2 separate regions of the Homo sapiens genome follow, and region 2 is linked to region 1. Evidence: chromatin contacts called from ENCODE Hi-C data. All regions are on one chromosome and are shown on one strand. The core of a region is the stretch at or near the end of the contact, and the rest is flanking DNA. Distances in the headings are between cores, read along the strand shown.

What was found. A loop is a pair of places that touch in the nucleus more often than their neighbours do. Pooled maps may share reads with other maps.
Region 2: a map of naive thymus-derived CD4-positive, alpha-beta T cell shows a loop between it and region 1 (17-fold over the local background). The contact joins the promoter of PURA here to the promoter of LARS1 in region 1. A Hi-C loop is called at or near these places in 3 of 168 maps with a recorded cell type or tissue (CD4-positive, alpha-beta memory T cell and naive thymus-derived CD4-positive, alpha-beta T cell) and 9 of 50 pooled maps.

The regions. Positions count from the first base shown.
Region 1 is chr5:146,178,999-146,184,796 of GRCh38, forward strand. LARS1 (leucyl-tRNA synthetase 1) reads right to left here and starts at 3,652. Exons shown (of 32, transcript NM_020117.11): 1 at 3,490-3,652. The coding sequence starts at 3,495. RefSeq lists enhancers at 3,176-3,335, 4,244-5,090.
Region 2 is chr5:140,110,823-140,116,620 of GRCh38, forward strand. PURA (purine rich element binding protein A) reads left to right here and starts at 3,287. Exons shown (of 1, transcript NM_005859.5): 1 at 3,287-5,798. The coding sequence starts at 3,360. The coding sequence ends at 4,328. RefSeq lists silencers at 2,465-2,544, 2,915-3,154 and enhancers at 3,735-3,804, 3,817-4,454, 3,835-4,334.

The sequences.
Region 1 (5,798 bases), core at 2,402-4,901:
AGGCAGGTGGATCACCTGAGGCTACGAGTTCAAGACCAGCCTGGCCAATATGGCGAAACCCCATTTCTACTAAAAATACAAAAATTAGCCGGATGCGTTGGCATGCGCCTATAATCTCAGCTACTCGGGAGGCAAAGACAGGAGAATTACCTGAACCCAAGAGGCGGTGGTTGCAGTGAGCCAAGATGGAGCCACTGCACTCCAGCCTAGGCAACACAGCAAGACCAATCTCAGCTCACTGAAACCTCCATCTCTGGGGTTCAAGCAATTCTCCTGCCTCAGCCTCCCGAGCAGCTGGGATTACAGGTGCGTGCCACCATACCTGGCTAATTTTTGTATTTTTAGTAGAGACGAGGTTTCACCATGTTGGCCAGGCTGGCCTCAAACTCCTGACCTCAGGTGGTCCACCCGTCTCAGCCTCCCAAAGTGCTGTGATTACAGGCATGAGCCACCCAGCCCGGTCTGTAAAATATAATTTCTAATATTTTTACAGAGGAAAGGACCCACCCACAAAGGCAAAAGTATGTAGGGCCTCATGAAGCCTAGTCATATCTCCTACCCTACGGTCATGGGTAATATGAAATTTCACTGTATTTATGTGTGTGTGTCTGTGTGAGAGAGAGAGGGTCTCCCTCTGCCACCCAGGCTGGAGCATAATGGTGCAAGCACCAGCTCACCGCAGCCTTGACCTACTGGGCTCAATCAATCTTCCCATCTCAGCCTCCTGAATAGCTGGGACTACAGGCATATGCACCACCATACCCAGATAGTTTTTGTATTTTTTTGTAGAGACAGGGTTTCACCATGTTGCCTAGGCTGGTCTTGAACTCCTAGGCTCAAGCAATCCACCAGCCTTGGCTTTCCAAAGTGCTGACATTACAGGCTTGAGCCATCGCCTTTGGCCAACTTCCACTTTATTACTAAATTCCTCCTTAACCAACTTGAGTTGACTTCTGTTAAATGCAACCAATGATCTTAAGACATTTATGCAGTTGGGCTGTAAATTCTCAACAGGCAGGAACTTTTAAATTGTTTATAGTCACCTTAGCACAAAGTACAATGCCACAGACACAGAAGTTATGTAACAAATATCTTTTACCTAAAAATTACCATGAGCAGGACATGGGAACACTGAGGCCAGAGGATCACTTGAACCCAGGAGATCAAGGCTGGCTGCAGTGAGCTATGATTGCACTACTGCACTGCAGCCTGGTTGATAGAGTGAGTCCCTGTCTCAAAAAATAAAAAATATGGCCAGGTGCATTGGCTCACACCTGTAATCCCAGCACTCTGGGAGGCCAAGGTGGGCGGATCACTTGAGGTCAGGCGTTCAAGACCAGTCTGGCCAACATGGTGAAACCACAACTATACCAAAAAATACAAAAATTAGCAGCGCATGGTGGCGCACACCTGTAGTCCCAGCTACACAGGAAGCTGAAGTGGGAGAATCACTTGAACTTGGGAGGCACCACTGCACTCCAGCCTGGGAAAGAATGAGACTCCATTTCAAAAAAAAAATAAAAATAAAAATAAAAAATATGATCATGTCACCCATTGTAAAGAAGACTATGAAAGCAAGTCTTTTACAAATTACTTAGAACTATGTGTTTCTTTTCATTGTACTGAGTATGCCAAATGCAAGAAAGCTTTTATTTGAGTTTTCTGTTTCTCAGAAAAACTTGTTTCTCAAAACCTCAAAGATCAAGTATAATAAAATCTGATATTGGCCCAAACACCAACTTGTTGTATAACCTTGAGCAAGTCATTTGATCAATCTGAGACTCAACCTCCTCACTGGTAACAAAAGGCTATATAACTAAATCAGAGTTCCTAAACTTTGGCACTACTTACACTTTGGGCCAAATAATTCTTTGTTTTCAGGGGTTGTCCTGTGCACTGCAGGATGTTTAGAAGCATCCCTGGCTTCTACCCGGGATCCCTGCTTTTCACTTACACTGTTGCCCCTGCCTGGAAATCTCTTTCTTCCTATAGTTGCATAGGTTGCTCTCTTACCTCGTTTTTGCCACCTTTTTGGCAAAGCCTTGCTTGATCATCCTTTTAAAAATTGCAACAGGCCAGGCGCCATGGCTCACGCCTGTAATCCCAGCACTTTGGGAGGCCGAGGCGGGCAGATCACGAGGTCAGGAAATTGAGTCCATCCTGGCCAATGTGGTGAAACCCTGTCTCTACTAAAATACAAAAAATTTAACTGGGCATGGTGGCGCGCGCCTGTAGTCCCAGCTACTCGGGAAGTTGAGGCAGGGGAACCGCTTGAACCTGGGAGGAGGAGGTTGCAGTGAGCCGAGATCGCGCCGCTGCACTCCAGCCTGGCGACAGGGCAAGGCTCCGTCTCAAGAAAAAAACAAACAAACAAACAAAAAACAAAAAAAAATAAAACCAGGCGGGATGGCTCATGCCTGTAGTCCCAGCACTTTCGGAGGCTGAGACAGAAGGATCGCTTGACCCCAGGAGTTCGAAACCCTGTCTCTACTAAAAATACAAAAAATTAGCAGGGTGTAATGGAGCACGCTTGCAGTACCAGCTGTGGGGAGGCTGAGGTGTGAGGATCGCTTGAGCCCTAAGGTCCAGGCTGCAGTGAGCCATGATCACGCCACTGCATTCCAGTCTGGGTCACAGAGTGAGAACATCTCCCAAATTTAAAAAAATTTTTAAAAATTGCAACTGTACTACCCCACCGTACACTCCCTAGCACCCCTTCCTGCTCTATTTTTTCCCCACAGCATTTATCAGCACCTGACACAATATTTTACAATGTATTTTACCCACACACATAAACACTATGAAAAGAGAGATTTTTGTCTGTTTTACGGAGAGGCGCTCAATTTTTTCTTTTTTTTTTTTTTTTTTTTTTTTTTTTTTTGCTGTAAGTAGGAATCAACTTACATACTCCTCTCTCCACCTCGGCTTTATTTGTTTGTTTATTTATTTATTTTATTTTTAAGACGGAGTCTCACTCTGTCGCCCAGGCTGGAGTGCAGTGGCGCGATCCTGGCTCACAGCAGCCTCCCTCTCCCGGGTTCAAGCAATTCTCCTGCCTCAGCCTCCCGAGTAGCTGGGTTAACAGGCGCGCACCACTACGCCCGGCTAATTTATGTATTTTTGGTAGAAACGGGGTCTCACCATGTTGGCCAGGGTGGTCTCGAACTCCTGACCTCAAATGATCCACCCGCCTCGGCCTCCCAAAGTGCTGGGATTACAGCCGTGGGCCACCGTGCCCGGCTCTCCACCTCGATTTTAGAAACTCCAGAGAAATAACAAATATGATATCCAAGTACTCCGTAAAGTTAACAGACATCAGTTCGTGGTTCATAAACTAGCAAGAAAAAGCAAAGTCTCTACGAAAGGCACGCCTTAAGCGTGGCTCTCTTTTAGAAAAGGACTTTCCCTTCAGGACAGCACATGGAGAGCCCCTAGAGACTGGCCAGTCCGGCTCCAGGGCCCCTGCGGATTCTTCTCGCTCAAACTCACCGCCATTGCACCGCCCAGCCGACTGTGCAAATCCACGACAATGACCCTGGCGACCTCCACAAAGGAGTGGTTACCTTTCCCCTCCCTCTCGGGGATGCCAGGCCTCCCACGAAACTAAAGCACACGCTTCACACCTGCTGAGGCAATCATCCGGCTCCTTACTAACTACAGCCAAGGCATCTCACAGCCCGCCGGGAATTGTAGTTCCCAGACCACCCGAGCAGACACCCAGCAGGCGCTAACTGACTACAATTCCCAGAGAAAAACGGGTTATCGGAAGTCTACCCGATAGGCCCACTCAGAGGGGAACCGGCAGTGACGTCACTGGCATGTTGAACTACAAAGTCCATGATGCAGTGCGGGATCGCAGAATGCCGCGAGTGCGCCCTGGTTAGGTTGGAGTCCCTTGGCCATCAACCTTTTCACCCGGTAGAGCTGGTTGCCTGTCGGGATGCCAGGATACGCAGTTAATTACTATACGGTGACTGAGGTGCTACTTATGGCTTGCCACTATGCACAGATATTTTTTACTGTCAGTGGCATTCAACAGCCCAGCATTTAGACATTGTATAACCGCGTATTGACAATCTCCTTTTTTTTTTTTGAGACGCAGTATCGCTCTGTCGCCCAGGCTGGAGTGCAGTGGCGCGATCTTGGCTCAGTGCAACCTCGGCCTGCCGGATTCAAGCAATTCTCCTGCCTCAGGCTCCCGAGGAGCTGGGACTATGGGCGCGCGCCACCACACCGACTAATTTTTTGTATTTTTGGTAGAGACTGGGTTTCACCTTGTTAGCCAGGATGATCCCGATTTCCTGACCTCGTGATCTGCCTCCCTCGGCCTCCCAAAGTGCTAGGATTACAGGCGTGAGCTACCGTACCTAGCCAACAATCTCCTTTTTTTTTTTTTTTTTTTTTTTTTTTTTTGAGAGGGAGTTTCGTTCTGTCTCCAGGCTGGAGTGCAGTGGCGCGGTTTCGGCTCACTGCAACCTCCGCCTCCCGGGTTCAAGCGATTCTTCTGCCCCAGCCTCCTTAGTAGCTGGGACTACAGGCGCGCGCCACCGCGCCCAGCTAATTTTTGTATTTTCAGTAGAAACGGGGTTTCACCATATTGGCCAGGATGGTCTCGATCTCCTGAACTCGTGATCCGCCCGCCCCAGCCTCCCAAAGTGATGGGATTACAGGCGTGAGCCACCGTGCCCGGCCAACAATCTCCATTTTTAAGCAAGAGACTGAAAGCCTACCTGGTCCCATTGCCTGACTCAGACTATTTAGACCACTACCAAACAGGGCCAGGGGCGGTGGCCATAATCCCATTATTTTGGGATGCCGAGGTGGGCGGATGACCTGAGGTCAGGAGTTTGAGACCAGCCTGGCCAACATGGTGAAACCCCGTCTCTACTAAAAATACGAAAATTAGCTGGGTATGGTGGCGTGCACCTGTAGTCCCGGCTACTCGGGAGGCTGAGGCAGGAAAATTGCTTGAACCCAGGAGGCAGAGGGTGCACTGAGTCGAGATCGCACCACTGCACTCTATCTTGGGCGGCAGAGCGAGACTTCATCTCAAGGGAAAAAAAAAGACTGGTCGGGTACGGTGTCTCACACCTGTAATCCCAGCACTTTGGGAGGCCGAGGCAGGTGGATCACGAGGTCAGAGGTTCGAGACCAGGCTGGCCAAGATGGTGAAACCCCGTCTCTACTAAAAATACAAAAATTAGCCAGGCGTGGTGTCACGCGCCTGTAATACCAGCTGCTGGGAAGCTGAGACAGGAGAATCACTTGAACCCGGGAGGTGGAAATTGCAGTAAGCCAAGATGGCAGCACTGCACTCCAGCCTGGGCGACAGAGCAAGACTCCGTCTCAAAAACAAAACAAAAAAAAGACTATGCTACCATACAGAGATATATGGTGTCTGATACAGTAGCCACTAGCCACATGTGGCAATTTAAATTCAAATTAATTAAAAATAAATAAAATTTAAAATTCATTTCTTGCCGGGCACAGTGGCTCATTCCTGTAATCCCAGAATTTTGGGAGGCTGAGGCAGGAGAATCACTCGAACCCAGGAGGCAGAGGTCGCAGTGAGCTGAGATCATGCCATTACACTCCAGCCTGGGAGACAGAGTGAGACTCCATCTCAAAAAACAACAACAACAACAACAACAAACACAAATGGCCGGGCGCCGTGGCTCACGCCTGTAATCCTAGCACTTTGGGAGGCCTAAGTGGGCGGATTGCCTGAGCTCAGGAGTTCGACACCAGCCTGGGCAACACGGTGAAATCCTACCTCTACTGGAAATACAAAAAAAAAA
Region 2 (5,798 bases), core at 2,037-4,536, 6.1 Mb before region 1:
GAAATTAACTCTCGTTTCAGTAGTGAAAATATGCTAAAAATCCTATTTATCATTGAATTATTTTGGAAAGGCATTGTTAATCTTGTTTGCTTTTTAGATACACATATAAAGTAGAGAAGCTGGCAAATAAGGGCAAAAGTTTTATACATATATAATGAATAGCATAAAACAAGTACATATTTATGTGGAGAGATCTAGGTCCCAGTAATTTGCTGATTTGACCTTAAAATTCCCAGTTTAAGTGTACAAATGAGATTCAACTTGTGTTCTGTCTGGAAACTTCATCAGTTGCCTCTGCGCTGGGTAACTAAGAAGTCAGTTCTTGGTGGCAGTCACTTTTTCAGAAAAACAGGGCACTTCCAAACTCAAATCATTCGGAATCCCTGTATATAGACGTCTAGGACGGAGGGCAAGAAAATTTAGACTGCAAGTCGGGATAGGAAGGCGGGAAGTTGGGATACGAAGGCGGGAAGTTGGGATAGGAAGGCGGGGCAGTTTCGAGTCTTAGTCTTCTGTCCTGGGGGCAGCAATCAGCACGGAAGAAAGGCAGGGACTGGCAGGGGGGGTGGGTGGGGCCCTCATCGTATTCTCATTGGCCTTGTTGCTGCCTTGAGTTTTCATTAGGGAGCAGGGGCTTGGTTTGACGCAAGGTAAACTCTTGAGGAAGAGCAGCAGCCCTTCTAGATCGGATTGTACCAGATCTTAGCCTCAGTTTACAAGTGAAACATAATGTCCCACTCCATTCTCTGTGGAGAGCCTGCTACTGAGCCTTTTTGTCCCTGGAGGCGCTGGGGTCTATCCAGAGTCCTGATTGCTACTGTTCGAGCCTGGAGGAGTTACTGCTTCTTCACACGTGTATTTCTGTGCAGTTCAAAGTGCTTCAAAAGTTCCTGTGTCCCCTTCTCAATAGACTTTGGGACAGGGGAAGGAGTGCAGAAAAAATCAACACGGAAAGAGTACTACAGGGTACTAGAGGTTGCCTCCCAAATAAGGGGAAGTTCTTTATGGGGCCCAAAGTCTGGGTTTTTATCTCTTGGTGTGGAGCCTTCCCTTCAGAGAGCCATTTCAGGGACCACTGGACATAGGTGGGTGGTTCTGAGACGGGTGCACAGGACAGCGCCTGTTTGCTCCTTGGTGGCCAGGTGCTTCTTGTTTCTTTTCAGTAGGAAGTCGCAAACTTCAGCCCAGGGCTGAAGTAGCTAATGCTGAGTAGAATGGGGCTCTTTCTAAGAGAAAAAGGAAGCTGTGAATACCTAGCAGGCAAGTTTGTTCAGGAGGTGAAGAGATATGGTAAGGGGGGCTTTGAGGGTTCAGGAATCAGCAAGGCTTATTCCCTAGCCTGCTCTTGGTTTCTTGATCGTTAGTCCACTCTTTTCTAGGAAGCTGGGCAATCATATTCCCAGTTGTCCCTCGGGCTAAGAGTGAGGGAGGCAAGTCTCCTTACTTTTGGGGGAAGCGGGAGATGCTCAATGGGAATAGAACCCACAAATGGAATAGGTATACTTTTCTCAGGATAGAGGCAACGATCTGTGCTTGAGAAAGCCAGGGGCAGAGCTGTGTGATCTGTGTCTCTCAGCTGCCTGTAGAAGGTGATGGGGGAGAGAGTGGGCGCATTGGCAGGGGGGGGTCCCCTGGAGATAGGCCTTAGCTTTCCCCAGAGTGCCAGGGCTGCAGACTGCAGTGAGAGAGTACAAGCACTCAATACCTATCTGGAAATAAGCCCTAGGTTATACGTCAGGTCTAGTAAAAGAGAAATCAGGTATCTCTGAGCTCCTCTACTCCTGAGCCCCTAATACCAGAGAAGATCCTTTTTAGCTATCACCGTCCAAAGACTCACTGGTTAATTAATGGTCAGCAACTTAGCTGTCTGCATAAAAACCAGCGACCACTTAATATGTTACTTTTGGGAGTGGGATCTCTCCTTGACACAAGTTTCTGGGAAGAGTAAAAGGGGCAAGCGAACCTGCTTTAATGAATCCCGTAAGGAACTGCGTTTCCCAGGAAATTCCTGACATTTTTAGCTCATGAATTTCCGAAAGCCTGCTTGGTTTTCTCCTCCATTCTGGGTCCTTCCAGAAAGGAAGAAGAGTGGGCTAGGGTCTGAATGCTCACAGGGCCTGGTTCATCCGCAGAGCTGGCCAGCAACTCAGGCTGGGCTCAGCCCTGAGCAGGGTGCCCCCCTTCCCCAAATCTCAGAAGGAGGAGGGGGAGGCGGGCGGGCAGGCAGTCAGTCGTGGTCCCAAGGGGGACTGGCTGCAGGTTTTTGGGTGAGTGTGGAGTTTCTTTTTGATTGTTGCATGTGGGGAAGGGCAGAGTCGACGGGAACAGTCACTGCGGGCACCCTAGCCCTGGTGCGTCTACTGTCCTCTGCTCGGCTCCCCCCATCGGTGAGTGCGCCCGCCCGCCCGACTGTGCGGGGCTGCGGTTGGGGGGAGGGGGGAGCGGGATCATCTGAGGCCAGAGCCACTGCCGTGTGTGCGGGGAGGGGGAGCGGCGGGAGAGAGAGGGGAGGGACAGGCTAGGTGTCTGCTGCTCCACGCCACTGCTGCCGGCGCCCCGACCTCATCCCCAGCAGCCCCCTCTGCAGCTAAGGGTTACCACCGCACCACCTCTCTTCTTTGCCTGCCTCAGCGGCCAAGGCTCTGCGGTAGGAGACAACCCAGCCGGGTGGCGGGTGGGCCTGTCTAGGTTTGGGTTTGGGTCTTGCTGAGGCCCGCATGAGAGGGGGTGGCCGTGACTCGGTGTCCCCTCTTTGCAGGGGGCTCTGCTGCGCCGCGCAGGCCCCTCCTCCTACATCCTCTTTGGGGGGTCACTGGAAAGCAGAGCTTAGGCCCACTCTCTGTGCTTAGTATGGCAGACTCCTTCTCACCCCTAGTCCCCTAACTCCCCAGGCCGAGGCCGCCTAGGGTCTGCCCAACAGCGACAGCCACGGTGGTGGTGGTGGTGGTGGTGGTGGTAGCAGTGGTGGCGGCAGCAGCGGCAGCAGCAGCTGCGACGCTGCGCGTCCTGCTCCCTCTCCCCCACCCAGCCAGGGTTGTAGGGTGAGGGCCGGTGGGTGGGCGCCGCCTGGCGGGCGGGCGGACGGGGGGCTGGCAGCGGGGAGGGGGCGCAGGTCACGTGCCGGCGGGCGGGTGGGCGCGTACAGTAGGGCGCCCTGCTACTGTACTGGGGAGTCAGTGCCCTGTTACCGGGTCTCGTCTGTCTCGTCTCTCCCGCAGATCTCGCGAGAGTGGCTGACTGGCTGTGGGGGTTGCGGCGGCAGCAGGCGGAGCCGGGGAGGGAAAGCAGCGGCGGCTGAGGCGACTGAGGCGGCGGGCGGAGCGGCAGGCGGCGGCGGCGCGGCAGCGGAGCGCAGCATCATGGCGGACCGAGACAGCGGCAGCGAGCAGGGTGGTGCGGCGCTGGGTTCGGGCGGCTCCCTGGGGCACCCCGGCTCGGGCTCAGGCTCCGGCGGGGGCGGTGGTGGCGGCGGGGGCGGCGGCGGCAGTGGCGGCGGCGGCGGCGGGGCCCCAGGGGGGCTGCAGCACGAGACGCAGGAGCTGGCCTCCAAGCGGGTGGACATCCAGAACAAGCGCTTCTACCTGGACGTGAAGCAGAACGCCAAGGGCCGCTTCCTGAAGATCGCCGAGGTGGGCGCGGGCGGCAACAAGAGCCGCCTTACTCTCTCCATGTCAGTGGCCGTGGAGTTCCGCGACTACCTGGGCGACTTCATCGAGCACTACGCGCAGCTGGGCCCCAGCCAGCCGCCGGACCTGGCCCAGGCGCAGGACGAGCCGCGCCGGGCGCTCAAAAGCGAGTTCCTGGTGCGCGAGAACCGCAAGTACTACATGGATCTCAAGGAGAACCAGCGCGGCCGCTTCCTGCGCATCCGCCAGACGGTCAACCGGGGGCCTGGCCTGGGCTCCACGCAGGGCCAGACCATTGCGCTGCCCGCGCAGGGGCTCATCGAGTTCCGTGACGCTCTGGCCAAGCTCATCGACGACTACGGAGTGGAGGAGGAGCCGGCCGAGCTGCCCGAGGGCACCTCCTTGACTGTGGACAACAAGCGCTTCTTCTTCGATGTGGGCTCCAACAAGTACGGCGTGTTTATGCGAGTGAGCGAGGTGAAGCCCACCTATCGCAACTCCATCACCGTGCCCTACAAGGTGTGGGCCAAGTTCGGACACACCTTCTGCAAGTACTCGGAGGAGATGAAGAAGATTCAAGAGAAGCAGAGGGAGAAGCGGGCTGCCTGTGAGCAGCTTCACCAGCAGCAACAGCAGCAGCAGGAGGAGACCGCCGCTGCCACCCTGCTACTGCAGGGTGAGGAAGAAGGGGAAGAAGATTGATCAAACTGAATGAAACCCCCACACACACACACATGCATACACACACACACACAGCCACACACACAGAAAATATACTGTAAAGAAAGAGAGAAAATAAAAAGTTAAAAAGTTAAAAAAAAAAAAAAACCTGTTAACTCCAAGGGAGCACCACCCACAGAACCTCCACCAACTGACAGTTTCTCTTCTTGACTTGCCACCCATCGCTGGATGTTGTCCACTTTATCCACCATATAAAACAGTAAGCAGCTGCTAAAAACAAAAAAAATACAAAAAGTAATAACATTATATGAACTGTGTTTCCTACTTGATTAAAAAATATAAAGAACTGAGTGTTTATTTCCCTAATTAACCAAGAACTTTTGTACACGTTTAAGCTATTATTATTAAAAAGTGTTTGCAAAATGGTCAAGATTATAATATTGCTGAATTATATAAAAGTCCTTTTCATGTTGAGCTAACATTTGACTTTAGCACAAAAAAGAGATATTTTAGAACACGTAAAATAATATTTTTAGTTTTTCTCATTTTGTTACCAAATTTCAAACCTTACATGGAGGTTATTATAGTATATTTGACACCCTATATACCTGTGATTAGAGATGTGTATATATATGAGGGCTAGGCATGCTGTGTGTCTGAGCTTTGTCTAAATGTTATGCAGAAGTTTGTAGAGTTAAAGGTACGTAGGTTTAATTCATGCAAGGTAAACAATAAGTGCTCTCTTTTATACAATATGCATTGCATCTGGACCTTAAACTTATAAAAATGGTCAGTGAAACTTCTGTGAACATGAAGAAATTATTAAAAAAGGCATTTAAATGAAATTTGCTAAGTTGTGATTTTTATGGTTGGAACCAAAGTTATTCAAATAGTAAAAGGAAAAAGAAAGAAAAAGGAGATCTCCCATAATATTTTTCTGCATCTGTTTGCTTTGACTGAGTAGGCGTTTTGTCATTATTGTGTATATGAGATGTACTTGTATCGTTCATAATATATTTTTTTTATTATGTGTAGAAAGATTTTAAAAAACTAACGTGCAGCAATTTCCAGTGAACCTGTACTTGGACATCAGGTAGTGAGTCTATTTGTGGTCACTAGCACTGTCTCCTAAACTTGTAAGAGGTCTGAAGCTATTCTTTGATTTTTGCTAGTGCTATTAACTTATGTAGACCTGTTAAAAAGCAGAGCAACACAATTATAGTTATCCTACTGAGCCATGGATTCTGAGTTTTGTTTTAAAAGTGAAAGCCAAGTTGGTGTATGTAAAGGATTTCCATGTAGCTGTGGTGCTAGTTATTACTGGCTACATTATATGCTAAGTGTATTTGTGTTCCCCAAGTGTACAAGCCTTCTATCAAAAGTATGTTCTATAACTCATATATTCAAGGTGTAGGGTATGAAAATGCAAAGTTTAGGAGAGCACTTTACCAAGCTGGTGTCCTCCAAACTGAAATTGTTTGTAACGATAGT